Regions from separate parts of the Mus musculus genome. Here region 1 is linked to region 2. Evidence: chromatin loops called from intact Hi-C (ENCODE). Cell type or tissue: gastrocnemius. All regions are shown on one strand. Each heading gives the region's core, and the rest is flanking DNA. Links, peaks and the distances in the headings are about the cores only. Region 1 overlaps Chd2 (chromodomain helicase DNA binding protein 2). Region 2 overlaps Chd2 (chromodomain helicase DNA binding protein 2).

Evidence for each region. Peaks named below come from ENCODE experiments on the same cell type or tissue, not always from the same donor. Only the 100,000 strongest peaks of a DNase experiment are listed, where the experiment ranks them.
Region 1: a loop joins it to region 2, with 2.7 times the contacts of the local background. A loop is called at or near these places in 14 of 42 quality-filtered maps.

Annotation. Positions count from the first base shown.
Region 1 is chr7:73,486,640-73,501,969 of GRCm38, forward strand. Chd2 (chromodomain helicase DNA binding protein 2) reads right to left here. Exons shown (of 39, transcript NM_001081345.2): 9 at 15,270-15,330; 10 at 14,296-14,396; 11 at 13,300-13,344; 12 at 12,955-13,133; 13 at 11,068-11,192; 14 at 6,786-7,002; 15 at 4,696-4,785; 16 at 3,840-4,030. Among named protein-coding and RNA genes, the nearest start is that of Chd2, 47 kb to the right of the region's middle. In gastrocnemius, for the core only: no CTCF peak of the experiment used is centred there; no DNase peak of the experiment used is centred there; H3K27ac peaks cover 260 bases.
Region 2 is chr7:73,435,707-73,451,036 of GRCm38, forward strand. Chd2 (chromodomain helicase DNA binding protein 2) reads right to left here. Exons shown (of 39, transcript NM_001081345.2): 34 at 13,451-13,585; 35 at 11,429-11,607; 36 at 8,529-8,628; 37 at 5,880-6,093; 38 at 29-272. Among named protein-coding and RNA genes, the nearest start is that of A730056A06Rik, 68 kb to the left of the region's middle. In gastrocnemius, for the core only: no CTCF peak of the experiment used is centred there; no DNase peak of the experiment used is centred there; H3K27ac peaks cover 3,346 bases.

The sequences.
Region 1 (15,330 bases), core at 4,608-12,607, 51 kb after region 2:
TCTGTAATGAAATCTGATGCCCCCTTCTGGTGTGGCTAAAGATAGTTAACTGTATTCAATATACATAAAATAAAATAAATTTTTTTAAAAATTTAAAAATTATTTTCATCGCTACTTCCCAACTGTAATCTTGCTACTACTATGAATGGTAATGTAAATATATGTGTCTTAGGCAACTCTTGTGAAAGGGTTGTTCAACCCCCAAAGGGGTCTTGAGCCACTGCTCTTGACTCTGTAGATCTATACTTAACTGTAGCTCTAAAGTCTACGCATAGTTCTATGCTCAACTGTAGCACTAGATAGACTCTGTCTCTATGCTCAGCTGCAGTTCTTTCTAACTGTAGCTCTAGACTCTAGTCAGTCTAAATGAGATGAAAAGAACAGTGTAAGAGGGTTCAAGGTATACACTTAGCTCAGCAAAGAGCACTGACCCACCTAGTCATCACACACACTCTCACACACACAGTCCTGAGTTCTATCCTCAGCATCTTACCAAAATAACAAAATGTCCAAAACTGCAACCATGATTTAAAATTCAACAAAAATAGTTTAAAATTTGTCAACAATGAAACCACTAAAAACTACTGAGAAAAATTTCACAGCTAAATAGAGAAAACCTTCCTTGACCATGGAATAGAAGGCACAGTTATTATTAGATTAATAACTCTCCCTTAACTGATATGTAGATACAATGCAATGCAAACAGAATTCCCCCAGAAATTAATGAGCTGATCTTGAAATAGAAACTAAAGCCTGAGAAGACAAATGTTCTGAGAAAGACTGAAGCCGAGTCTTACATCCTCCATGTTAAACACTAGAGTGAAGCAGAACTAAGGCAGCGCTGCACAGGACAACAGACAGGAGCATCCCGGCGGACAGAGCACGAGGACATCCTTTCTGTCTCAACCAAGATCTTTGCAAGATGCTGCCTTCAACCAATGGTGCGTAACAACTTTCCAAATTGCTCGGTGAGGAAAATAAAACTGAACCAAGGTCCTGACCCATCATGCATTCAGTGGGGCAGAATAAAATATACACCTAATGTGACAGCTGAAATTTATAAAACAACAATGTCTTCTGGGCCCATGGTTAGACCTACCTGTTATACACATAGCACACAAAAATAACTTGATAAATTATATTTAAAAGTTAAAATCTGGCTGGCAGTGGTGGTGCACGCCTTTAATCCCAGCACTTGGGGGGTAGAGGCAGGTGGATTTCTGAGTTCGAGGCCAGCCTGGTCTACAGAGTGAGTTCCAGGACAGCCAGGGCTACAAAGAGAAACCCTGTCTCAAAAAAACCAAAACCAAAACCAAAAAAAAAAAACAAAAACAAAGTTAAAATCTGTCTCTTCAAAAGATGTTATGAAAATAAAACAATCCAGACACTATTGCATATGCCAGAAAGATTTTACTGAAGGGACCCTGTTAAAGCTGTCTCCTATCAGGTTATGCCAGTGCCTGGCAAATACAGAAGTGGATGCTCACAGTCATCTATTGGATGGAACACAGGGCCCCCAATGGAGAAGCTAGAGAAAGCACCCAAGGAGCTGAAGGGGTCTGCAACCCTAGAAGTGGAACAATATGAACTAACTAGTACCCCCAGAGCTCATGTCTCTAGCTGTATATAAAGCAGAAGATGGCCTAGTCGGCCATCACAGGGAAGAGAGGCCCCTTGGTCTTGCAAATTTTACATGCCCCAGTACAGGGGAATGCCAGGGCCAAGAAGCAGGAGTGGGTGGGTAGGGGAACAGGGCAGGGGGAGGGTATACTTTCAGGATAGCATTTGAAATGTATATAAAGAAAATATCAAATAAATAAATAAATAAATAAATAAATAAAAGCCTAAATAAATAAATGAATAAATAAAACCTCAAAAAGTAAAGAAAACAAAAAGCCAGTCACAAGCCAGTAGAGAAATTGCATCCAGGACTGTTTTATAGACATGAACTGTTCAACTCATTAACATAATTTTTTATTTTATTTTATGTATGTGAATATACTGTAGCTATCTTCAGACACACCAGAATATGGCATTAGATCCCATTATAGATGTTTGTAAGCTACCATGTGGTTGCTAGGAATTGAACTCAGGACCTCTGGAGGAGCAGTCAGTGCTTTTAATGGCTGAGCCATCTCTCCAACCCCAACAATTTTTAAGAGCTGAAGCAGTGCTGTTAAAATTCTATTTAACTTTATTTTAGGTGTCTTTGTCAGGATGTGTGTTACTGCACCAAGTACCTGTAGTACCTGCAGAGCTAAAAAGGATTTCATATTCCCTAGGGCTGGGCATTACAAACAGTTGTGGGCCACTATGGACAGTATGGGAACTGAACCCAGGTCTCCTGCAAGAACAGCAAGTGCTCTTAACCAGCTCTCTAGCCCCGGTCTCATTTTTTCTTTCATTTTTGAGACAGGGTTTCTCTGGGTAGCCTTGGTTGTCCTAGAACTTGCTCTGTACACCAGTCTGGCCTTGAACTCAAGAGATTTCCCTGCCTTTGCCTCCTGAGTGCTGGAGTTAAAAGTGTGTGCCTGCCCAGTCCTCTCTAATTTTCTTAACAGCAAAAGATTTGAATAAATATTTCACTAAAGAAGCTCAAATAGCCAAAGAAAAATGAGATGATGTTTAACATCCTTAGTCATTACAATGAAATAAATTATGGAACATTCTACAATTATGTCACTTGTACAATCAGTAATTACATTGCTTCCTGTGTAGTAGTTACTACGCCAGACAATGAGAATCACAGAGGAATAAGACAAGTGAGATTCCTAGTATTTCCACAAGCCTAAGTCAGGGAAATGCAGCGAAACAGGAAGGGGGTCGGAAGGAAGATAAGAAAAGAGGTGAGTGCCAGGTCAACACAGAGAGAAGCAACATTCCAGATGAACAGAGCAGGAATGGCTCAGCGTGTGAGAGACAGAAAGATGGCAAGGACAGCTGATCCATAATGCGTAGTGGGACAAGAGTTATGAGCCAATATGACCCAGGGTCCAGCTCTCTACAGTCTTCCAAACTAAACGAACCAATTTAGACTTTGTCCTAAGTTGTCACTGAGCAACACTAGACAATTTTAAGTCAGCCAAATGAATATATATACTATGTATCTGTCCTATACAATTTATCTAACAGAAATAAACCAGAGTACCTTCAGAGGCACCTTGGCTTGAGTAAGAACTAAAACCGATGCTTCTACTATCACAGACTGCGTTTAAGGCATGTCAGACTACATACGTCATATACTTCACTCATGTGGCTTTGAGACTTTGTTCTGATTTATGCTTTCTGAGGCAGAGAGTCACATGGAGCTAACAGTGGGCTTGCACTCAATAGCTGGTAGTGAATTCCTTCCTTCCTTCCTGCTTTAACTTCCCAAGTGCTGGGATTGATTGTAAGAAGCGTCACCATCCTACCTGTCTCTCATGTCTTATTTCCCAAATCTTTAACTAACTCAAACCTGTGGTGGGCAACTACATAACCCTCCTTACCAGGCACATTCTTAGCTTCTATCCCTTATGCTACAAGATCTTAACAGAGCTGCTTCTGCCACAGATGAATGCTTTATGCTCCCCATGCTAGCAGCTCTGCTACGTCTATTAAGAACATCAGAAAGTTTCCAGGCGTGGTGGTACAGCGTTTAATATTAGGATTTGAGAGGCCAAGGCAGGCAGATCTCTCTAAAACTGATGCCACCCTGGTCTACATAATTACAGGATAGCCAAAATCACATAGTAAGACCCTTTCTCAAAACTACAAAAAAGGGGGGTTGGGGAAGCAGGAGGGAGAACTAGCATATTAGACATTCTAGCACCTTTTGAAACAAACAGGAAGGAGCTTACTTCTCCGGCATAATAAAGTGCAGCAAGGACCAAAGTTCCTTGAGGGAATTCTGAAGAGGGGTGCCCGTGATCAGTAGCCTATGGTTGGACTTGAAATCAATCAGAGTTTTATACAATAAAGAGTCATCATTCTTCAACCGATGGGCTTCATCTACTCCCAGGAAGGCCCAGTTAATACTGCCCAGCACGGTCTAAAGTGAAAAATAGAACAGATGAGCCACCAGGTCAGAAGGGCACCCAGAAGTACTTACACAGCTAAGTAATTTCTGTACAAATTCCATTACAAAGGTACACATGTAGACACAATTATTCTTCACATATTTAATACATATTAGGACTCTTCTGCTCATTCTATCAATGGCCAAATTCAAGCTCATCTAAAGCTGCAAGTGAATCTCTTATACAATCTACTACTACAAGCCCCTTCAAGAGGCTGGAAACTGGTATGCTGAACAAAAACAGAAACAAAAACTCTAGGTTACTTTGTCTTCAAAAGATTCTTCTCTTGCCTATTTTATCACCCCAACCTTGCAACACAGGAAACAACAAGAACACAACACTGAATATAGAATAAAAGCATTTACCACTTAGTAACTTTAGAAAGAACTCTCCAATTATTGTAGAATACCTCAGTGCACCCTCGATACCCTTTCCTCTTGCATCCTTGCAACTGGATTAAGCCACCCTAAGCTCCCATACGGTGAGGTTGGTTTTCACAATTTTAGTAATTGAGGAACATTTTAAGTTTGTTTGTTTCACCTTTTAAACGGAGCAAGAAAGCATGACAAGTGGGATGCACAGCCCCACTATTTAACAGGATACACAGGGGCAAGACTTAACCTTTATTACTAATTACCTTATCTTTTAGGAGGATCTCATATGTTGTTATAAGTGCATTGAACTTCAACCTTTTGGTTTGAGAATGAATCCACTCATATTCCCTTATCTACAAGAAGAGAAAAACAATAATTAAGACACAATTTCTATTTCCAAGTGTCTGAAACAAGTCTTATAATAAATGCAATAGAAACAGCAAACAAGTCTCATGAGAATTGCATGAACAACCTATGCACTCTAAGAAGACTTGCTGTAACCCAAGCTAGAACATTGAAAGTCAGAGTCAAACTACAGACCGCTGAGCAGGAAAAACTTTATTATCATTTCAAATAAACCAAACCCTCCTGCTAAGATCTGACTATGTGTGCAGAACTTATCAGCAATTAAAGTTGTGGACTTTATCAGGCATGCTGGCACACATCTTTAAACTCAGCACTTAGGAGGCAGAGGCAGGCTGATTTCTCTGAGTTTCTTGAAATACAGAAAGCTTGTCTCAGAAGGGAAAAAAAATCTTTTATAACTAAATAAAGTACGGCTTTTCCAGACTTAGGGAAATGAAATTTCCATTATTCTTTGCATATGATGATATTTATTAAGAAGTAACAAATTATAATCAATAGTTTGACCAGAAATTTCATTAATCATAACAGCTATATCCCCTGAGAAAAACAAATTTTATAGAGTGAAAAATATAATTTAATAAGTAGAAAATAGTAAGGAATGTAAAGAGACTGGAGAATTAATGAATCCACAGTGAACTGTGATCAAACTCAGCAAACACCATGAATCTTCTCCATTCTTAGGATTTAATGACTTAGGAACAAAAGGGAAAGGAAGTGAGGACTTGCAGCTAACTGCCACTGAAGAGGAGTAGTGGGTGCCTGCCACAAAGCAAAATACTGGTTTGCTTTCTCCTTTAATAACTACCAAATTAAAATTAGGGCCAGGAAACCTAGTACAGTTTATAATTCAGATATTTTTTGTTTTGTTTTGTTTTGTTTTGCTTGCAGAGCTGGCAATTTAAACCCAGAGCCTTAAGCATGCTACAGTCAATCACTTAGGTACAACCCAAACCCAAATCAGACTGTTTAAATGACAGCATTTAACAAAGACAAGTTTGAATCTATGAAAATATGTTTGCAGCATTTATCCTAAACACTGAAGATTCCCAGTGGCCGGCTCTTACTACAAGCATCTCCAAAACCCATGTGAAAGTGAAGGGCACAAGAGCAAAGCTCCAGGACCAGACAGACTCATAGCTCAAGAGCTCAGGCTCCATCTAAACGAAAGGGTTAGACAGACACCCTGGACAGCTATTGTCATGGGAGACAGCTGCTATCAATTTTGAAGACTATCATAAGGGTTACAGTACCTAACACAAGAATTCACACACAGTAAGTACTGAAAAAGTCATTCATTTCTCAAAAACATATTTTGCTAAACAAAGACAAATTTATTGTGTGCTAAATTCATGATGCTCAAGTCAATGTTTGATACTAAACAAGACTCCTAGAAATGTAGTTCTCCTTTATAGGGCGGCCATAAATATAAAAACCAAACTAGCTGTGATGCAAGCCACTGATCATAGCTCTCAGGAGGCTGAGGCAGGAGGAGTGCCACAAGTTAGAGGCTTGCCTGAGCTACATAGTAAGACTCTGGTAGGGAGTGGAGAAGGGAGGGCAGAGAGAAGAAAAAATTGGAGAGAAGAGAACCACTATAATCCAGCTAAGAGAGACTCCAGTGCAACTGCTGTCTTAAAACATAACATGCTCCTTGGTCAATGTTGTGTTTGTTGGTTTGGTTTTTTTGTTTGTTTGGTTGGGGTTTTTTTCCAGACAGGGTTTCTCTGTGTAGCCCTGGCTGCTCTGGAACTCACTCTGTAGACCAGGCTGGCCTTGAACTCAGAAATCCGCCTGCTTCTACCTAAGTGCTGGGATTAAAGGCTTGTTCAATGTTTTAAAGACTATCTGAGTTGCATACTCACAACTGCGAGTACTAAGAGCACAGTAGAGTATTTGAAAGAGTTTACTGATGCATCTATAAAACAGACTCAATCTCCAAACTACATTTCTAACTCCCATACCACTTCAACTCTTTTTCTTTACGCACCGTATTTCTGCTCATCAGGTCACCTATGTAAACCACGACATTAATCTCTGGTGCCCAGATCTCAAACTCTCTCTGCCATGAGGTAAGGGTGGACAAGGGAACAACTATAAGAAAAGGCCCATAGAGCTGGTGCTGGTGGAACAGGTAGGAGAGAAACGATATGGTCTGGATGGTCTTTCCTAGGCCCATTTCATCAGCAAGGATTACACTGTTACTTCTGCATGAAGAAAACAATACAAACGAAGCAATTAGATATTGACAAAAACACTATGTGCAAAATACACAGTTCACAATAATCACAAAGGAAAGCATCAGTTTGTCCTTTCAATGAATTTCTCCTCATCTTCAGTGACACATGAATCCTAAATATGGAAGAAAGCAGAAGACAGAAATAACAACCAGACACTTATCTGTAAGTGCATCCAATATTTAGATGACATGTAAGGTTCCCATCTTAGACCCAAGGCTCTGAATTACATAGTCTTCACTAGGCTATCCCTCTAACAGAGAAGCCAAGCTTTATCATGGAAGCATACGGCATGTAGCCTTGGGTTCATTCATATACAAAGGAGTAAATTGGCTATCAGCCTTGCTGTTGAACACTATACCAACAGTCCTGTGCCTCTGCTCAAATTACCTTCTCCATCCTACTGCATTCCACTTGACTCATCAATACAACATCTACTATTTTATAGACCTACTTGATGCAGGTATAAAGGGATAGGTTTTTGTATTGTGTGTAGTGCTAGAGACAGTGCCCAAGGCCTTGTATATTTTAGGCAAAGAGGAACTGTTTTAAATAAGACACAGTTGACAATTCCTGGCCTCATTGCAACTGAATGAGAATATTCAAGAAAGACTGTAGGATTCTAAGGGGATTGTTTTGGTTTTTCATTTTTTGTTTTGTTTTCTATGAAGTAGATTCTCTCTGTGTAGTCCAGGTTGATCTGGGATCTGCAATCCTCCTGCCTCTGCCTTAAAGAGCTAGTAGTAGTAGAGGATTCTGAACACTGAACAAGCACCTTGGAAGACTGATGCAAGTGCTCATGGGCCAGGACTAGAAAAGAAGCTGTAACTCCACTTTCCTTTCTTTCTCTCTCTCTTTCTCTCTCTCTCTTTCTTTCTCTCTCTCTCTCTCTCTCTCTCTCTCTCTCTTTCTTTCTTTTTTTTTTTCTGTTGTAAAAATATAAAAAGAAAGACAAATGAAGAAAATGAACACAGTTCCACAGTTAGAAAAGTATATTTGGGAAACAGAAAGTAGCCTATATGGCAGGAAATTAGAGATCTAGTATGACATACACTGTAAACACTATTACAGGCTGGAGAGATGGCTAAAGAACCCTTCAAGAACCCTCACAACTCTGATACTTGTTGGGTGTTTATGACTTTGTGTTTCTCCTGGGTACCGCAGCTCATCCGGGTTCTTCTCAAGCTAGAATATATAGATGGCCTAACCCCAGTGTCATCTATTCAGCTTAACCCTTCAGTGGCTGGCTCTCTTTGGCAGGGGCTCTTCCTATTTCCCTGCAGACACCAGCTCTCCTTCCTGCTTTCAAAGCCTAAGTCCCTCTTGGAGGACTTGGCCCAGCCTAGCTTAGGAAGGCTCTTGGTGGGTCTACCCTTCTTTCCCACCTTTTCTGGCTGTTTATCTCAGAAACATCTGCAGGATTTAACTGTGGTTGCTTACTGTCTCTGGAGGTACACAAACATCAGTCTACCTGCTTACAAGTAGAAGAAGCACAAGACAAAGCCAAGGGAAGGCCAGTGCTGGCAGCTAGACTCTCTGCAGGAGCTGTGGCTGGTTGGTAATCCTTACCAAGGGAGGCTTAAAGCACACAGACCTGAAGGTGTTTGTACTCTTGTTCCTGTGCCTGGAGAGACAGTACTACCCACAAGCAAGCCACCCCTTCCGGCTCGCAGCTATACTCAAGCTACTGGGACTGTATTTCAACCAAAAGTTTCTGCGCCTAATGAACTGGTTTGCATGAATATGTGCTTCACTAGTGAACCAGAGCATTAAAATATTTAATACTAGAAATAGTATTAGCGGGGGCTGGAGAGATGGCTCAGTGGTTAAGAGCACTGACTGCTCTTCCAAAGGTCCTGAGTTCAATTCCCAGCAACCACATGGTGGCTCACAACCATCTGTAATGAGATCTGACGCCCTCTTCTGGTGTATCTGAAGACAGCTACAGTGTACTTACATAAAATAAATAAATAAATCTTTAAAAAAAAAAAAAAGAAATAGTATTAGCTAGTAATACTGGCTAGAAAAACAAAGCATTTAATTTGCCAAGATCACAACAGATCTCTTTTAGTTAAAGGCCAGTTTGGTCAGCATGCCGAGTCCTAGGGAAAGCCAGAACTACATCAAGAGACTATGTCAAAATCAATCAATCAATCAATCCCACACTAATGACTATATAGCAAACATTGTGCAACTCTGAACAAAGCTCACGGTCTCATTCTGAGCAGCATCAAGCATACAATACAAGTGCTGGCTCATACGACCTCTTTAGTGACATCTAAGTTCTTACTGATCCTTTAGAAAAAGTAGGACTCACTATCTTCTGACAAAAAAGTTGTTTTTTTTTTTAAAAACAAAACAAAAAAAATTACTTGCTTTACAATTTCATACACATAACATTCTTTGATCAATCTCCCCATTTTCCTTTTATCTCATACCTGCTCCACCAACCCAAGCCCTTTTTCCCAAGTCTCCATCTACTTTTATATCTGTTTACTTGTCTACATGTCTCCCACCACATTTCACTCTGCCTACACGAGAACGGGTAGCATTAATGAAAATCATTTTTCTCAGTCAAACTCCAACATTGTTTCTTCAGGCTTAAATACTGCATTCAATTGAAAAGACAAGTCGTGAAGGTGCTCACTTGGTAAGAGTTAGTGTAAATACGTTTATAACTAGAGACCATCTTCCTAAACCTGAGGATAAACTTGAGTATTTTATTTTTCAAGCTATAATTTAATTCTGAAATAACCATCGATATCTATATTAATATAAAAAGTAAAGACACAAATGTGGTACATTTACACAATGGAGTACTACTCAGCTATTAAAAAGAATGAATTTATGAAATTCCTAGGCAAATGGATGGAGCTGGAGGGCATCATCCTGAGTGAGGTAACCCAATCACAAAGGAACGAACACAATATGTACTCACTGATAAGTGGATATTAGTCCAGAAACTTAGGATACCCAAGATATAAGATACAATTTGCTAAACGCATGAAACTCAAGAAGAATGAAGACCAAAAAGTGTGGACACTTTGCCCCTTCTTAAAATTGGGAACAAAACACCCATGGAAGGAGTTACAGAGACAAAATTTGGAGCTGTGATGAAAGGATGGACCATCTAGTGATTGCCATATCCAGGGATCCATCCCATAATCAGCCTCCAAACGCTGACACCATTGCATACACTAACAAGATTTTGCTGAAAGGACCCAGATAGAGCTGTCTGTCTCTTGTGAGACTATGCTGGGGCCTAGCAAACACAGAAGTGGATGCTCACAGTCAGCTATTGGATGGATCACAGGGCCCCCAATGGAGGAGCTAGAGAAAGTACCCAAGGAGCTAAAGGGATCTGCAACCCTATAGGTGGAACAACATTATGAACTAACCAGTACCCCAGAGCTGTTGACTCTAGCTGCATATGTATCAAAAGATGGCCTAGTCGGCCATCACTGGAAAGAGAGGCCCATTGGACTTGCAAACTTTATATGCCCCAGTACAGGGGAACGCCACAGGGCCAAAAAAGGGGAGTGGGTGGGTAGGGGAGTGGGGGGGGGGGGTATGGGGGACTTTTGGGATAGCATTGGAAATGTATTGAGGAAAATACCTAATTTAAAAAAAAAAACAGTAAAGACACAAAGAAGGGGTTGGTCTGGAGCGAGCACTCAGTGAGTAATAGCACTCGCTGCTCTTCCTGAGGACCTGAGCTCAGTTCCCAGTACCCACAGGGCAGCTCTCAAGCAGGTCCAGGATACCAATGCCCTCTTCTGGCATCTGTAGGTACAGAGTACACAAGTGGTGCACAGACATACAGGAAAATAACCATATACTTAAGTTAAAAATGTTTTTAAAACTGTGCCCTTAGCAGTGAAGGAGGCTCTCACATGACACATCACAGAATGACAGAGGAATCACGCCTACCTTGAATCACTTAAAATCCTCAAAGGCTAACTGGTCCAACCCTTAGCTCTAAGGATACTAATAAGGCAAACCCACAGAGAAAGTCTAAGCGTATGTTCTACCTACTTGCACCAGGAGTGAGCCAGCCAGTTGAGGCCCTCCAGCTGATAGTCTCGGAGCTCCAGACTCTCCCCTCCTAAATAAGCTGGCTGCTTCTTCAAAGCCACAAATCTCGGCCTTTGCTTTAGAGCCTGAGAAACAAAAATGGACAAACCTAAGTCTTACAACATTTTTCCTTGACCTTAAAGTACAACATTAGCCATATTTCAGGTATGAATTGCCACCCCAACTCACCCCTTCCTATTCTGTTCCCAGAGTTCATCCTAAAATTAAGTTTTTTTAAGTAAATTATTCTTTTTCTGACATAACTCTGTAAACACTAATCAGCTCTTAATTTTCTCATCCAGTGATACCATGTGACACTCAGCGTTACCTTGATGTCACCTTTTCTAAACGATACAGTAGCACTCTGGAAGTCTTATTAAGTGTATGAGTATTTGCCTGCATGTATATATGGGCACCACATGTGTTAGTACCTGATGTGGTCAGTGTTGGGTGCCCTGGGACTGGACCCTGGAACTAGACAATTGTTGAGCTGCTGTGTGGGCACTGGAAACCGAGTCTTCTGGAAGAGCAACAACCATCCTTACCTACAAAGCCTACAGCCCAGGCCCCAGGACACTCTCTCATATGTTACTAAACACCACTACACTTCCCAAGGGACAGAGGAAATGTAAGCACTGGCTTTTTTCCTCAGGAAACCTCTCCCATTGCCCACTGGAGCCATGACCTCCACCTCTGTTCTATTCTGAACTTGGCCTCTCCACCACATTCGTGACCAACAATCACATGCTGGCTTTCACAGACAAGAGGGAGTTTGAAGTTATTAAACTTCAATTTCTCTAAGATAAAGTCCAAGGAATCAAGCATATTTCCAGACCTCAGCAAATTCCAATGAGAAGAAAAGACTTGTTCAATCAATCTAACAAGAAAAAGCCTGTTTATTCAGTTTCTAAATTAAAATCAGAGACATCTTTCCTGCCTAAATTATCTACTTTCAAATATTTCTCACAATATAGCTAATTATAAAGTATTAAATTATATAAATCAGCAAAGTCATCATATAACTGATCCTTGTTTTAAAAAAAAGTGTGTGTTTATCTGTGTCTGTCTGTGTCTGAGTGTCCTGAAGTAGACCACATGCATACAGGATCCTTCAGGTCAGAAGATGGCACTGAGTCTCTGGGAACAGGAGTCACAGCTGTAAACCACAACCTGGGTGCTGTCAATGAACCCAGGTCTTCTCCAAGAGCAGTGAGTGTTCCTAATCTCTGAGGCCCCTCTTCAACCTCTCATCCTCCCCATTCACTTTCTTTCTTTTTCCTTTGAGATAAGTCATGAGTAAAACAGCCTTGAATTCACTCCATGGCCAGGACGACCATGAATTTCTGATTCCTCTGCCTCCACCTCCAAGACCTGAGATTACAGGCATGCCCAGTGATGCTCAGTCTTGTCTGGTGCTAAGCCACCAAATCCAAGGGCTACACACATGCAGGTTTACTCTAGTTTCTGAGCAAATTCAACAGCCCACGCTGTAATTATTTATATTTAATGTAACTTTTAAATCATCATTGATTCTTATTGTATCATTGTATCAAAAATCATCATTGATTTTTGCTTCTACATATGTGCCCAACTAACCCTTTGGTTACCACACCTTTCCACAAAAACCAATACAAAAGTAGGCTGGGGGTGGTGGTGCATGCCTTTAATTCCAGGACTGGAGATGCAGAAATAAATGGATCTCCATGAGTTTGAGGACAACTTGGCCTATATAGTGAATTCCAAGACACCAGAGCAACATCATAGAGAGATCCTGTCTCAAAACAAACAGGAAATAAATAAATAAAAATATAAAAAAAATAAAATTACAAAACTCAACAATTGGCAAACCTTGCATTCTCTTGTGGGAATGGTTTTGGAGTTGTTTCGACTGTGGAAGCTGTCGATACAATTCTGGAATTTCTTTCCAATCAAGGCTTCATCTTCCCAGCTGCACTCTGAGTAGGGTAGTCCCATCCACTTGCACAGATACTCAGGCTCATTTGAAGGTGCTGGCTTCCGACTGTGAGCTATATCATGAATAAAAAATTATCAAACAATGTCAAATTTGAAGTAGGAAGTGATTTTCGTCTTTAATGTATAACTAATGAATATCATGTGACAAAACTACAAATAATCTGTAAGACACAAGCTGCTCATTTTGAACATTTACTAAAGGTAAGATCTGCTGCTCACCTGGGAAATCTGTTTGGCCCAGTGTAGATTTACTTGTCTTCACAGCTGAGCAAACACAAAATAAGACAGACTATTAAAAACATGCCAAAAAAGGCAAAGAAGCAGACTGTTCAAGCAAAGGGCTAGAGAGATGGTCAAAGGCTAATAAGAGCACTAAAGCTGCTTTCCTAAAAGACCCAGGTTCAATTCCCACACCCACCCATCTGGCAGCTCATAGCTTTGTTACTCTAGTACCAGGGGATTTGAAGCCCTCCTCGAGCCTCCTCATGAACAAAGTATGCACACTCAGCATAGATATACATGAAGGCAAAACACCCATACATGTAAAAAGGTAATCTGAAAGATTTTCTTGCAAGTATGTGCTCATTCGTCTTGTGTTCACAAAGAAGCCTACCTACACTGGCTGCTGGACCCCATTCTACTACTCTGTTACCTTTCAAATAAAAGGCAGAACCCCTCTAACTCTCTCCTGAGGCCACCTCAATCAGACCTGTTCTGCCAACAGTTATTTCCTCAGACAATTTCACTGATACCAGCTAGCCCCACTCCGAAATTCAAGAATAAAATCCAAGACTAGTATTCCATGTCAATCACCTACTTCTACTGCAATAATACTCAGACCTGGAGACTACAGCTGAACAAATGTTGCAGCCCTCAAATAATGCTTGTCTCTTAGATGACAATGAAGTTACCAACCTAAGCATTTGATTTCAACTCTAAACGTCAGTTCTTCCCTTGATCCTTTCATTTCAGGGAATGAGACTCATTCTCATAGGAAACCTTGGAACCAATATCCTTGACATTCCTGTCTCCTCTCATCCCCCATACCCAAACCTACAAGCAATAATTATTAGCTCTCCCTTCAAAATAAATATAGGCCTTTGTTTAGTCTCAAAAAGTAAAACTGCAAAACTCATTTTGTACATTTATATTATCCTAAAGCCAAAGGTCATGTCTCCAAGTTTACAGAGGACTAAAGAGTTTTCATGGACTTACCTATTACTCTCTCTACTATCTGATACTGCTTATTCAACTCTGATGCCAGCTCCTGTTGGCAACTGAAATATTCAACATCTTCAGGAGAAACTTTCCCTAGCCTAGACAGAAGACCAAAATAGCATATACCAGTTAGAACTTGGAGATCTACACATATGTATGGGAGAAAATGTCCTAAGTACAAATGTAAAATTATATGAGTCCATGTGTCTGTCTCTTTGGTAATCTTTTCTAGTAACAGGTCTGTGGTTTAAAAACCAACAAAAACATTTCTGCAAATTGTATTAAAACCAAGAATAATTTTAAGCATAATTCAGAGGGTTCTAGATTATTAAATTTCACAGAAGTCACCCCAGACTAACCAAAGAAAATAACAAAATGTTCTTGACATTGGCTCTGCATACGTCTCTCTAAATTCAAGTCATTGATTCACTTACGTTACTCTCTGCCTCACCTTGCCCATCTACAAATCAGGTAAAAAGGAAAGAGAAAGAGAAAGAGAAAAAGAAAGAAAAGGAAAAAGAAACTCAAAATCTTACTGTCAAGATCAAACATACTGAACAAAGAAAAGACAGCAAAGGTTCAGTAAGCTAGCTAGTCTCATTAAATCTGAAAATTTAGTAGCAACATATGAAGACATCTCCATTTAGAAAAAGAACCAGCCAGGCGTGGTGGCACACACCTTTAATCCCAGCACTTGGGAGGCAGAGGCAGGCGGATTTCTGAGTTCGAGTCCTGCCTGGTCTACAAAGTGAGTTGTCCAGGACAGCCAGGATTAAAAGAGAAACCCTGTCTCGAAAAAGCAAAACAAACAAACAAACAAAAAAAAAAAACAGAACCATAGACTACTCAGTGATCCTTGATCAGACTGATTAAGGCAAAATCTGAAATCTTAGAGAGCTGTGTTCTCCACACTCTTCAAAGCTCCCTTCCCTGCGATTGGAAACCACTTCACTCTGTAGCAGGCAACATACCATTGCTTGACCTCATCCTCTTTCTTCTTGAAATTCTCCAGTTTCTTTAGGCCCTTCACTT
Region 2 (15,330 bases), core at 4,893-12,892:
GCCTCACCTCTCACACCTTTCTACACACCTGTCATAATAGTCTCTGTGTCCCCGGTGGTCTCGGTCGCTGTTGTACTGCTCATACGGCCTCTTTCTGGACATGTTGTTAGGGCGGTAGCTCCCAGAACGGTGGGCATCCATATGCCTCCGGTCACCATAGTGGTGGTCCTTATACCAATGCTGCTCATACTGATGGTGCCGGTCGCCCCCCCAGGGGGCGCTGTTACCACCACCATAGTTGAACTTTCTTTCCCTCTGCCAGTCTCCTCGATCTGCAAGAGGAAAGTCGTTTCTTAGCTACAGCACATGGAAGAATTTACTAAGGTTGGCCTGTTATAAGGAGAGAATTCCTCCTTCTTAGCTTTATTGCTTTATTGCTAATAAAGTTTTAAATGTTGCCACCAACTTTGAAGGCAAGAGAAAATCTACCACCCCTGTCTTTTTTAAGATCTTCTAACACACTCTTAGTCTTTCATTCTTGCTTGCCCTAATCTGCAGCAGACCCCTGAAATGAAACTCACTCAAGAACCGAGAAGAGACTTTGGAAAGCAAAACTGCTGTTTCGCGGTAGTACCTCACTCAGACAGCCAAAGCGAATCAGGCTGCTGAGTCGACAGCAGAGCTGTGTTAGCTGCTGAAGCCTCACTGGAGACCTCTTCTTTAGACCATACATAAGGAGTCATTCGAAGGGCTGAGCTCAGGACAAAAAAGGCCAAGCCACCATACTGAGATGGGCATCTGCTTCCCTTGGGAAGCCAAGGGGATGAAGTACCACCAGCTACAGCTGCAACAGGGTTTAAAGCACTGTGTCATGTACCTGGGCAGAGACTAAAAATCAGAAGGAAAAAAAGCCTATGATGGTTTGGACGGTGAGGCGCTTACTGAGGAAGGAGTTTTAAATAACTGTAACCAGGACTGGGGAGATGGCTCGGTGGTTAAGAGCACTGGCTGCTCTTGCAGAGGACTCTTCAGTTCCCAGCATCCACATGGAAGCTCACAACCATCTGTAACTCCAATTCCAGGGGCTTTGATATCCTCCTCTAACCCGGGAATATCAGGTATGCACATGAAACACAGACCTACATTCGAACAAAAGAGCTCATACACATGAATGAAAAATAAAAAAAAATCCCTAAGTAACTGCAATGAACTTTTGTTTTTAGTTAGGGTCTTAATATAGCTCTGGCCGCCTATAACGATGTAGACAAAACTGGCCTTGAACTCGCCCAGTGCTGGGATTAAAGGCATGCACTACCACACCTGATTTAATGTTCCTTAGAAAGGAGGTAAAGATGAAAATAGATTTTCTTTAAAAAAAAAAAAATCTTGAAATTTTTACAAGGCGTTTAAGCTACTCTCAAACTGAAGAACACACACACATATCCATACATACATACACACACACTTTGTTGAAATGAACCTGGGTCCTCTGGAAGATCAGCCAGTGCTCCTAACTACTGAGCCAGCTCTCCAGGCCCAGACCTATTTTTAGTGGCTAGCAGTTTAAAGGAGCTGTGGAAGCACTTTTTGAGATAATAACTTGCTACACAGCCTCAAACGTGCGATCCACTGTGTATATGTACACAAATGGAATTCTGTAACTAAAGTTTAGAATGACATGCACTTCTCTTGACTGCTGTAGGAAAAATCTTATATTGTGCTTCTATGTGCTTTGAATCTTGCTCTTTACCTTTTCCTCTCCTGTCTCTAAAAGTCCTTTTTACTTATTTTAACTGGTGAGCAGTAAAGAATGCACACATTAAATTCCTGCACTCTCCCTCTCTCCTACTCATCTAAGGTCAGTCACTAATGGGCAGGCAGACGTGACGTTTCACACCTTCTGTTTTACATGTGCTTCAGTATCATAAGGGAGACAGGTCCTTGGCTAATCAGAAATCAGACAGACGGTTACCATATAACCAGCAATCTATCCTAGATGCCTAGCTAGAACAGTTACAAAAAGGCACTCCAGGAAATATTTGGATAGATTTATATTAGTACTATTCTCAACAGAAAAATAAGAGGAGAAATGAAATGTCCATTGATAAATGAACAAAACGTGGTCTATCCATTGAGTGAAAAAAATAACCTTCCATAAAAAAGGAATTAAGTACTGACTCGCACACACTGCAATTAGAATGAACTTTGAAAACATTTTGCTAAGCCAGTCATAAACGGTAACATACTATATGTTCCATTTACATGAAGTAGTCAGAGTATATTAATTTTCAGAGGTAAAATGCAGATAGCTATGAAAGCGACAAGGATGGGGAATGGTATAGAATTTCATTTGAGGAGACAGAGACTAAATGGAAGGAGGCACGGAGGCACAAGTCGCTATGCAGGACACTGACCGTCCCCAGCCCCACTGACTGGCTCACCTTCCAATGCTGTATGAGCTGCGTCTCAGTCAGTTAAAGACAGGCATGGAGTTGATGATTGCTTGGTTCTTATTATTCCCCACTTTGACTTATTTTCCCCAACTTTATTTTTCTTTTCCATCTGAGTGTTTTGCCAGGATGCATGTCTCGTGTACCGCATGCATGCAGTGCCTACAGAAGCCTACAGGAGTCAGGTTCTCTAGAACTGGAGTTCCACATGGTTGTGTGGGTGCTGGGAACTGAACCAAGGTCCTGTGAAGAGCAGCCAGTACTCTTAACCCTTGAGCCATCTCTCCAGCCCCAAACATTTTTACTGAATAAAACTTTCAGGAAAATGTGGGAGTACTTTTTGAGATAACACTTTGCTATGTAGCCTCAAACATGTAATCCTCCTGCCTCAGCCTCCCAAGTGCTGATAATAACAGCAAGTGTACAATGGCTGGTTTGGCCAATTCTCTGTAATAACTGATGATATTGGGTGAAGATGGACTAATACTCATGTAACCACTCTCCTAGTCAGGGGACGATATATTTACTCATTTCAAGTTATTTTGCAAAACAGACTAGAACAATTCCTATCCTTAATAACTAGTGTGCATTTCTCCTTTTAATTATTGCTGACCTGAATAAGTGGGAAAATTTTTTTTAAAGATTTATTTATTATACATAAGAACACTGTAGCTGTCTTCAGACACCCCAGAAGACGGCATCAGATCTCATTACAGATGGTTGTGAGCCACCATGTGGTTGCTGGGATTTGAACTCAGGACCTTCAGAAGAGCAGTCAGTGCTAACTGCTGAGCCATCTCTCTAGCCCCGGAAAAAAATTTTTTTAACTTTCTGCTGGGGGTGGGGAATGTTGTTATATGGGCAGTTTTACTTTCCTCTTTTATAGGAATGTTCCATGGATTCCCTAATCCTTAATCTACATAGCTGTAATGAGGTTCGAGGAAATCTTACATAGGCTGCAGGACCCTGAACTCAGTCCTCTCCTGCTTCAGCCTCTCTAGTTCTGGGGTTGCAGATACCACCACACACCTTGAATTTTATCTCTGTATATTTCGTTTCTTTTATCGGGACATAGTTTCTCTATTTCTGGCTGTTCTGGAACTCACTATATAAGGCAAGCTGGCCTCAAAGACACAAGAGATCTGCCTGTTTCTGCCTCCCAAGTGCTTTGATTAAAGGGGTGTACCACCTTGTCTGGCTGTCTCTATATTTTTCTAAACAAATGTAATTCAACCTACTTTTCTTTTCCCTTTTTAAGCTTTGTTTCAAAATTTATATTTAAAATTAAATAGAAACTACATGTACGTATTGTGGTGGTTTGATGAGGTTTGGTCCCCATAGCCTCGTGTGTCTGAACGCTTGGCCGATGGGGAATGGTGCTATTAGGAGTTGTGGCCTTATCAGAGGAGGTTTGGCCTTGTTATAGGAAGCAGGACACTGTGGAGGTGGGACTTTGAGGTCTTACGTGTTTAAGCTACACTCAGTGTGAAACACACACAGTCCCCTTCTGCTGCCTATTGATCAAGGGCTAGAACCCTCAGCCCCTCCAACACCATGTGTGCCTGCACGCCGCCATGCTTCCCACCACGACGTTATGGACTAAACTTCTGAACTGTCAGCCAGCTCCAATTCAATGTTTTCCTTGATAAGAGTTGCCTTGGTGTCTCTTCAAAGCAATAAAACCCAAAGATACTCATTTTATGCATGTCTTAAAATACATGTTAACTATACAATCACTAACTGTGTTAATATTTAAAACCTCCCAATGATTCTAAAGGATATATTGTCAACTAGTCACCATTCTGTACAGTTCATCTCTTGAACATTGTTCTCCTAACTAAACTATCCTTTAACCAGCATTTCCTCCACCTCTTCTTCCCAGCTTCCCAGCCCTGGATAACCACTGTTCTCCTCTCTGATCCTCTAAACTCAACTCGTTAAATTCTGCATATGGAAGAACCACGTAGTATCATCATTCTGCACCAGCTTACAGCTCTTAATCATAAAACCTCTGGGTTGATCCACATGGCCACAAGTGACAGGCTCACTTCTAATGGGTGCCTGCCAATCCCTCACTTAGGTTAATCCCATATGCTGACTCTTTTAAGTAAGTATTCACCAATAGTAAACCCAAAAGTCCCGCCAGCCCTTCAGCCTGAGATGCACTCAGTACTGGGTCTGCTGGGTCGGATGGAGTTCTCTGTTAATGCTTTAGGAACCTCTACTCACGCTTTCTACACGGCTGTGTTCATCAATGGACACTGGCAACAAACGCATGCCTTCACCTCCACATCCTGGGAGCCCTGTGCTGCTTTGATAATAGCTATTCTCAGGTGTCAAGTGGTGTCTCACTGCGGTCCACAATGCTGCGTGCTTTTCTACACACCAGCTGGCTGTTTGTACACCTTTATTAAAACTTGAGACTAACTGGTCTCTGAGATAAATGACTACTGAGGTACAGGTGCTAATCTAAAGGTCAAAGGCAACAGGTTAAGTCCCTGGGCCACCACCAGCACAGCAGCTGGGAAAATGTCCACTGCATACAAGGCTAGGACCTAGTAGAGTGAAATTAGGGGAAGCTAAAGCATAAATTGTTTGCAACAAACTCACATCAGTTCCTGAAAAAGAATAAAACAGTCCATAAACGAAGTTCCGGTACGTCCTGCTGAGATAGTTCCAAAAGCAAAGGACCGTATGGCCCTACAGGTAATCAGTCCTCAGCACACAGCAAAGAAGGGTACAGGCTTCTCTGCTGACTTAGCGGGAAGCTGTGAGCTAAAATCATATCCGTTTACCTCTGTGCCTCCCTGTCTGGACTATAACTTAACTTAGGGCAGTGCTTCTCAACTTTCCTAATGCTGTGACCTTTTAATACACTTCCTCATGTTGTAGTGACTCCCCCAACCATACAATTATTTCATTGATACTTCATAACTGTAATTCTCTACTGTCGTGACTCATAATATAACTCTCTCTATCTTCTATGTGGCCCTGTGAAAGGGGTCTGAACCCACAGGTTGAGGACCATTGAGTTAGGGTGTTTCAGAGTTCTCATGAGCAGCTTTTGAGAAATGTCTCTTTAAACCCTTTGGCCACTTCTTAACCAGTCCCTTCTACTTTCCACACTAACCCTTTATCAGATTACAGTCTCTGAAAGGTCTCTGTCACACACTGCTTCTTCACTGCCAACCATCCACTGTTCATTTTTCTATTTGGTTATCTTCTTGTCACCAACTAAGTATTAGCAGTCTGAATGCCTACCTTACACACAGAAGTAAGTTGCTCCCTAAGTCTGCCCATTACCTTTTGTTTGTTTATGGTACCTGTGGTCCCTTAATTTAGAGCTGGCCCTTAACCTTCTAGATCTTTATTTCATGTTTTATTTCAACCAAGAACAGACAATAAGGTCTTGGTAAAAGTACAAATGTCCTTCGAAAACAAGGTGACTGAGGGTTGTGACACCTCCGAAAAAGCTACCTAGTGGCCTACCTGCGTTACTAAAGTGTCTCTTGTTGGGGTGACTGTAGTTATCTCTTGGATGTCCATGCATTTGTGGGCCATGGGAGGCAGGCAAATGAGGCTTCTGAGGATGAAGGTTGTGTGAGGTATGGGACTGAGATATCAGAGAATCCCGGCTTGAGCCCGAGGCCTCTGGTCGAAATGGTTTCTTACCACCAAGCGAATCATCTTTCTTCTTTTGTTCCTGGAAGAGTAAAAAAACGAAGAGCTTAGAACCCAGGCTTAAGTTCTGAGATCAGAATAAAGGTCACCTCCTGAACAGGTCCATCTTGCTCCTCTCTACCTTTGAACTGCCTTTTAGTAAATTCTTGCCAAAACTGTTTGTCAACTCCCATGGGCTTCCACAGCGGCAATCACCTAACAGGAGCTGGCAGTCTGCGGACTTTGACCTACTAGTTCATTGCAGGAAAACCAACCTCTACTTGTGAGAACACATGGAGGACAGCTAGGTGTCACTGTATACAGCCTGTCCCTGTGCACACAGCCAGGTAGTCAGCACTCTCAGAAGACTGCCACAGCCACACAAAATCCTGCTTACTAGGTTTCCAAGGCTAACTAGGCTAAAGAACTCCCAGCTGTCAAATGGGAAGAGTTAAAATCTGACCAGGAGGGGAAGGACTATTAAATTATTTGCTCTATATCTAAACCTTTTGCGTATAAAGAACAGAAAAAAACACTTTATTTGTTTCTGTCTTTTCTTTATTTGGCACATTATGAAAATATCTTCTCCATATTTCATTTGATGCTTGAGTAAGAAATTCATGGCTGTACCGTCCCATGATTATTGGCCAGCAGCCATGCCCACTGTAAGCATGTTTTAGCCTTTGGTTAGCCTTAAACTAAACTCTTGGAAGGAGAAGCACGCGTTCTACTCTGCTGACAAACTGTGAAAGCAACTGTGCTGGCTAGATTATGTCCACTTGATACATGCTGAGGTCATCTGAGAGAAGGAGCCTCCATTGAGGCTGGGCTCCTTAAGACTTAGCTGTAGGCAAGCCTGTAAGGCAGTTTCTTAATTACTGACTCATGGGGCAGGGCCCAGCCCATTGTAGGTGCAGCCATCCCTGGGCAGGTAGTCCTGAATTCTATAAAAAAGTAAGCCAAGGGGAGCAAGGCAACAGGCAGCACCCTCCATGGCCCCGCCTCCTGCCTCCAGGTCCTGCCATGTTTGAGTTCCTGTGCTGACTTCTTTCCTCACCTTTGCTCATGCTGTTTCATCCCAGCACTAGCAACCATAGCTAAGACAACTATCAGAGAAAGAAGATGACTCACTCGACATCCGTGTGTCCCTCAACCTCATCAACTGCTGTGAAGTTTGCCACCGTGTGCTCACTGTCAGATCCTCAACCCAACTTACTCTCCTGCCTAAGGGCCTTTCCCAACTATGCTCCCACCCATAGAAAAGTTATACTGATAGAGGCCGGTGAGATGCTCAGTGGTAAAAGCACTCAACACTAATGCTGACAGCCTGAGTCTAAGCCCGGATACACAGAGTATGTGGAAGGAGAAGGAAGAACAGACGACTGCAAGCTGTCCTTGGATAAGCGCTCATACTTGTACTCCCATGAACTGTCTTTCTTTCTCTCACTCACAAAATGAATAGACAAATATAAAAACTTTGACTAGAGTTTCACTAAGACACACTGTATTGTGCCTATTCTCACTATATCATATTCGTCAGTGTAAAGTTGAAAGATGAGCTGCTTGAGGGCATAATTCTCAGGTCAATAACCCAGCAAGTTCACATTACAACTATTTCTAAGTGCCCATGCTGGCCCTAGCATGACTACAGATGCTGAAGGCACAGCAATACATGAGAGACAGAGAGTCTCTGTGTTCGTGGGCCTGACACATTTGTGAATGTGGAATAATGTCCACAATTGCTCCTCAGTGGCTGATTTGGACATGGCCCATGTGGGACGGTAGCAGATCTACAGGAGAGCTTGCCTGCGTGAGAAGTAATGCTACAGCAGAAGCCAAGTCACCCTTATGGCCATCCCCATACAATACATACGTACTTATACAAAAGGGCAACAACTACTGGGCACTGCAAACTGTCTACTCCTTTAAGTGAGCAATTTGGAATCTTCTGTGTGAGGAGCTGGATGGATGCCAAGTACATGGGCCCACACAAGAATGGGACTTATGACAAGCCACATTACAAGCTAAAAAAAAAGGATATACATAAGAAGGAAGGGTCTAGAAAACAAGCATCCAGGTCATGAGATCACAGGTTAACAGATCCTTGTCAGGATTTAAAACCCTATTTGGCTCTAATGCATTGGTTATCTTACCTAATAAACAAAAGTTTTACTGTCTGCCTACTCATGGGAGTATGTTAGGAACTAATGAAATTACCTAGTATAATGAAAAATCACAGTCTATGACATTATGTCTGGACCATAGGTCACACACTCTGTGACCTGCGCTGGTTTTTGTCACCTTGCTTAGGCTGTACCAAATCCATGTAAAACACAGGCAAAGAGTCAATGGCCTATAGGGCACCAACAACCCCACGGATTGATCATTACCTCCCCAGAGAAAAACAAAACCTAAGGGGTTTCCTGTGGAACTGACTTGCAATAGTTGTATAAATTAGGACTACATTTGCGTTTTTACCTCCTCTTCTTGAGATCTTTTCTTATGAGCCATCTTATATAACTTATGTAGTTTTCGTGCATCAAATTCTGTAAACTTGGAAACAAAAATCCATAGGTTCCTAAAAGAAAAATAGTATTGGTAAATTAAACAATGTAAAAACTGATTTTGTTGTTGTTTTGTTCTGGTACTTCTCTCTTTTCTTTTCTTTTCTTTTCTTTTCTTTTCTTTTCTTTTCTTTTTTTGAGACAGGGTTTTTCTGTGTAGTCTTGGCTCTCCTCAAGAGAACTCAAGAGATCTGCCTGCCTCTGCCTACCAAGTGCTGGAATTTTTAATGTATGTTCCATCTTGCCTAGCTAAAAAGTGATTTTATAGATGGCAAACTACTAAATTTTGATGTAAAAGGTTATCCAAGTCCTTGCACTAAGCTGGGTCCACAAGAGCATACTACAATCCCGGGACTCATTGCCACTAAGGCCTGTCATCTCTAAGAGACTGCTGAAGGCCCTAGCGAGGCATTGCTGTATAGCATACATAGGAATGGCACAAAGAGGGTAATTACAGAGACGCTGGAAGTGACAGTAAGTTACCAACAGTGCTCTTTATCCAAGCTTTCCAGTGAGCACTTTCTCTATGCTGTGCTGGGCTGGGCCACCAAACAGTCAACATACTATGTCAGGTAGAGAGCCACTTAGCTTACTAAGGCCTCTCTTATAAAGAGCCACAGGCTTCTTGGCAAATTACAACAGACCCTACACATTCCCAGTGCCCTGGCTGTTCACTTTCAAGCCTCTGCTAAAGCCTTGGCTGTGTTCGTTTCACCATTTCCACTTAGCTCATCTACTCTCACAGTTCAAGGTCCCCAGCCTCCCTGGCCATCCTTGTGCAGATGTGCAAGGGTGTATGGTCTGAATGTGTTGTGTGCCATATGTGTGCCTGGTGCATGTAGAGGCTAGAAGGAGGTCTGAAGTTATACATGGTTATGAGCCATAACGAAGGGATTGAACCTGGGTTCTCTGGAAGAATGGCATTTGCTTTTATGGATGGACTGTCTCGCCATCCCTGTAGGCAGTTCCTTCATACAACTTCTAAAACTGCTTCTATACCTATTTTTAGATGGTTAGTTTCTATGGAAGTCATACCTTGTATTATTTTTGAACTTTTAAAAATCAAGGACGTTTTAATAAAAACGTGCTGGTGACCAGGTTTTAAACACCAACAGAACCAAGAGCATAGCAGAAAGCCAAAGATGACCTGCTACCATCCTTTAATCTGTTAGAAAGAAAGCGTTATATGCTAAGTAAAGTGGGGAAATGTAAACAGTGTTAAGCAGGAAGAAATGACTGTTGAAAACTATATTTTGTACTCAGGAAGTGTGGCATGCTATCACTAGCATCATGACGAAATTTCTGAAAACCGATGTTTCACTCAAGAGCCATCCACTAAGCCAGAGATGCATTAACCACGAAGCACATGGGCTAAAGGTAAATACAGTTTATGGAAATACACTTAACATTACTTTTTCAACATTTCCTCTAGTACTGGGAACTAAGGCCAGGGCTTTGTACAAGCTACAAAGCCACGTCCCTCGAGTCTCACTAGGCTGGCCAATCTGACCCTAAGTCAAACTACAGGCCTCCTGTCTCAACAGTTTGGGTGGCTGCACCTCCCATCTTGACGATTATCACAGTTGCTTTCCAGGGTTGCCATTTGCTCTGAGTAACTACGGGAGATGTCCATGTTCTGAAAATCATGACACTGATCCTTCAGGAGGAAAATGACACCCTTATCCTCACGTGATGGGTCACAGTCAAAATGCAGATACACTAAATGCTCCATACAAGAACACCTGCAGGCTAGGGACAGTGAGTATATATGAAACAAAGAGGAAGTTTATATTTGATTTGCTTCCCATTTAAAGACATGTCATTACCTATGTTTATGAATATTTTAAAATCTAAAATCCTTCTGATTCTAAGCATCTCTGATAAGGGATAGGCAACCTGTTTATAAATTAACATGCAAGTCATAATGTCTTGCATTAATTTCAGTTACTACTAGAGTTTTTTTATTAGGGAGATGAAAATGGAGAACTCAAGTTCATGTGCTTATAACCTTTGCTTCGCTTTACGTGTTAGACCTGTTTTAGCTCTTTTTTTTGTGTCAGGTTGGGAAAAGAGAACATGAATGAGAAAGTCCTGACCAGATTGGACTGTTATGCTTTTCCTTGGTAGATGACTGATTTGGGAGGGCCCAGCCCACTGAGTGGTGCCATTTCTCAGCATGTGGTTCTGGGTGAGCAAGCCACAAGGGGCAAACCAGTGAGCAGCACTGCTCCGAAGTCTCTGCTTCAGTTCCTGTCTCCAGGCTCCTGCTCTGCTTTCGGCCTCACCTTTCAGCAGTGAAAGGTGACCTAAGAGTCATAAGCTGAAATAAACACATTCCTCCCTAGCTTGATGGTGGCCCTGGTATTGTATCACAGTGACAAAACAGTAACTAAGATAGTTATGGAGCCAGCCCATTTCTTATAGTAGACTTAATAACACTAACCTGAGATGAGGAAAGTATTATTCTGGTTTGTGTCTTATGGGTTTAAAGCAAATATTCTGACAACAAGCCAGAAAGCCCGTTACTGTTGTTGTTGTTATTATTATATTATTACCACTATTATTACTATTGCTATTATTATTACTATTATCATCATCCTCATATAAACCACATTAATGGTACATCAAAAGAAAAGGCTGGACTTTACAAAGTGGCTTATTTCATGAAAAGGAAGCTGAGGCCTAAGGTTATACTGTCAACAAATGAATCCCGTTGGCAAAAGAGTAAGTAACCATGCAATCTATTTTTAAAAACAGAGCACACTCGCACATTGTCAAATCAAACTGGGCAGAATCAAGGCCAGAGTGGGTTACCTCCTCCACAATTTGATGTGCTCCTGGTCTGAGTAAGCTTTAAGGCACTCGGCTATGCGGTCTCCAATTTTGAGCAGGCAGTTCCTGGTGTGTTCCAGCTGTTCTTGCACACTGAGCCCTTTGTCAGGTTTGTCCAACTGTTTCAGTGCCTTCTTCACAGGCCTCATCCTCTCCTTACACTGCAACAAGCCAAAAGAGCATGAGTCATGTCAAAGAATGCTTAACAGGTCCACACACTGAGGTCCAGGAAAGACACCCACCCTCATGCTGCGTGTCACTATGAGAGGAGTGGGAACACCCGTGGAATGGGACAAGTGCAGAGACACAGAATTCCGAGGTGTAAGTGCCGTCACCATATCCGGGATTAGATGAGGACCTTTGATACCTGACTTAGCCTCTCTGAATGTTCTTTCCCCATCTGCAAGAGAGCTGTGGCCACGAAGAAGGTCAAATGTAAACAGTACTATAGGGTTAACCTGAAAACCGCGATCATAAAGTTTCTTAATAATGAAACAACAAAACTACTATATACTCTGTGGTAGTCTCCTCAGCTAGAAACTCATGGGCATTTTCAGTAGTTAACTTCAGTTTTTATAATGGAATAAAGAGACACTACAAATTAGGAAACACTGTTTCAGTGAGTGGGAATAAAAAATGTACCAACGATTTCTACAGAACATATAAATTACCCTGCAGCTCAAGCTAGTCTGATCTTGCTATGTGGCCCAGACTGGCCTCGAGTTTGTGATCTTCCTGCCTCTGTGTCCACAGTGGTCAGGTGACAAGCATGTACCACCAGACTTAGTCACATATGTGGCTAGTATGAACAAGACCCTTGGTTCAAAACATATTAACACAAAAAAACCGGAAAGTGGCACCACAGAAGCATCAGATATTGCTTTATTTCTAAACAGCGCAATAAGGAAGAACAGGGAATAATGAATGTATTCATTATCCAATTCATTCATTCATTCATGTTTCTAGTACCTAGGTGAACATAATGCTCACAGAATATAAGAAAACTGTCTTCATTGCAAAGAAAGAAAACCATAGGCATATGCAAATAGGTTTTAGGGTCTACAGAGAAAGGCCAAACACAGAACATCACAGAATTGGGTCAATATTCTCCCTTCTATTGTCAGCCCAAGACAAAGACATTTCCCGTTGCAAAAAACGACAGCTTTTTCTTTAGCCTGAAAGAGTTGCTGAAGTGAGCCATGACTTGTAAGGTTTGGAAAGAGAATAGAGTTGTGGAATGGATAAAGGCTGGCAGCCCCTTCCCAGGCTCCCAGAAGTGAGTGTGTCCTGGTCCAACTCTCAGCTTCATAGCGTGGAAGCAGGTACGGTCTAGAGCTTTACCACCTTAGCCAAAGCCCTTCTCCTCAACAGTTGGCGCGTCTTAAGCCACCACTCTAGCCACAGGGCCACAGTCACCACCTCATACATCATAAGAGCCCCTGCCACTCTGGCATGCATGTCCCTTTCTTCTCCCATTCCCATATGCTTCCTTCAGAACCCACTTCAAACATTACTCCCTGGACCTGCCTCACCAGATCAGATTCCCTTCTTGCTGGATCTCCAGGGACTCCTCTCTCGCCTCTATACCCTATCTATCACAGGGGCATCAACATGATTCAGGGAGTTAGCTATCTAGTCAGCTTGGTCATGGATCCTACTTTCACTATAAACAATAGAAGAATAAGAAATTTCTTCTTTAAGACAGGGTCTCCAAATGTTGTTTCCTGACTGGCACATTTCTATTTCCCAAGTGCCACAGAGAACCCCTCTAAACTCTGCAAGTGTGTGGTACACATAAACTCATGCAGGCCCACACATACTCTCAAAAACAGAAATATAAGACACCCTACTGGTTCAGCCTACAATCTGTAAACATAACAAGGACATGCTTGCAAAGCAACACAGCAGCGTTTACCCTAACTGAAGCTCTGTGGCTGCACCTGGGAAGACAGAGCACAGCGAGCATTGTGTCCAAGCATCAGCATCCTCCGTTTCAAGACTTACAATGCTGAAGGTTTCCTGGTCCAGATCATCGTCTTCATCCTCCCCGATGGGAACAGGCTCACTTCCTGCTGTAATGTGCACAGGACCCTGAGATCGCTTTGATTTACTTGAAGACTTGCCATCACCACCTTTGACCTTTTCAAAGAGTTACAAAGAGTCATGATCACTAAATAATCTTAAAATCTAGGCAGAGTTCTGTTTGTTTGTTTTATTTGGTGACGGTGGTGGTGGTACTGTTTTATATGACTGTGTGTGTATCTGTATGGGTTTATGTGCTCCACATCTGTGCATGAACATGAAAAGGCCATAGAGGGTGCCAGATCTCCAGAAACTGGAGTCATAAACACTGTGAATCAGAACGTGGGTGGGTGCTGCGAACTGAACCTGGGTCCTCTGCAAGACCAGTGCTTTGCTAGAGCAGGGAAATGATGACCTCAATTCACACAAACTTAAAAGATTAATACCTAAATTCTAAGTATTCCCATTTCTGTCTAAAGGTACTCAACTACAGCTTTGAGTTTATCAATATAATTTACAGAAATTTCATGAAGAAACTAAGGATTTAAACAGAACTCCTAATTACCATGCAGCAAGCTTTATTAACAGCTACAGTCTGGTCCAGGAATGCATATTAACTGTAACTGACAGAAGCCAAGAGAAACAAGCATGGAGACCAAAATAATGTAGATTCAAAGCCTTCAGAGGGACACACACAGATTATTTAGGAAAATTTGATACAGATTAAATACAAATTTTAAAAAAGCATGGAGGAGGTGTGTCTGGAAAGATAGTCCTAGAGTTAACAATGCTTGATCTTACAAAGAGGATCCTGGCATGGTTTCCAGGACCTTCATGGAGGCTCAGAAATGCCCAGGGAATCTGACACCTCTGTAAGCTCCTGCCTGCATGTGGTTCACCTGAATATAGTCAGGCAGACATGTGCACACAAAGAAAACATAAAAATATTTTTAAATAAAACTCACAAAAGCACAACAGCATGGTCTCACATCAACTTTACAGTAGGCATTCTGAGGAGTGGGAACAGGAAGAGGAACTGGACAAGGGGAGATGCAGCAGTGCCCGAAAGGGGAAAAGCCAGCTGAAGTAAACATGAAAAAACGTGAAACTGCCAAGCATATTTAACCTCAACACAAAGAAATCAGAGGCATGAGGATCTTTGTGAGTTCCAGGTCAGGAGGGTTATATAGTGAAACCCTGTCTCAAAAATAACTCAACAAAACCAAACCAAACTGAGAACAAAAACAAAAACAAAACAAAAGGAAACATTATTTTGTAGGAACACTGATGCAAAAGACTTCATCCCCTTTACCCAGCACAGCTTACTCTTATTGCAAAGCCTTAGCATTATTCTTGTATTTGTGTAGCTGTGCCCTTAATTCATGTGTAGTCCATGTGTCCAGTGTCCACAAGGTGAGAAGAGGACATTACATCCCCGAGAACTGGAGTTACTACAGATGGGTGCAAGCCACCACATGGGAGCTGGGAACTGAATCCATGTTCTGTGCAAGAGCAGAAAATGCTTTTAACCACAGCATAGTTTTTAACATGAAAAACTAGAAAGTAATTTTAGTATGAGACCTAAATAGCTTCTACTACACAACAGCCAAATTATCTAATAAGAACTACTTTAGCACCTGTTCTTCAGTGGTAAGGTAGTGCAATAAATATACTCTTGTGTGGAGAGAAGAGGCTACCCAATGGTCTGAGCTAAGCAGTATTTTATATTTATAGTCATATTCCAAGGGGAAATTTACAAAAGTTAACGTCAAAAAGGTAAGATGGCGAGTGCTAGAAAGGTGACTCGTGGATTATGAACACTGCCCACTCTTCTTAAGGCCCAGAGGTCCAGTCCCAGAACC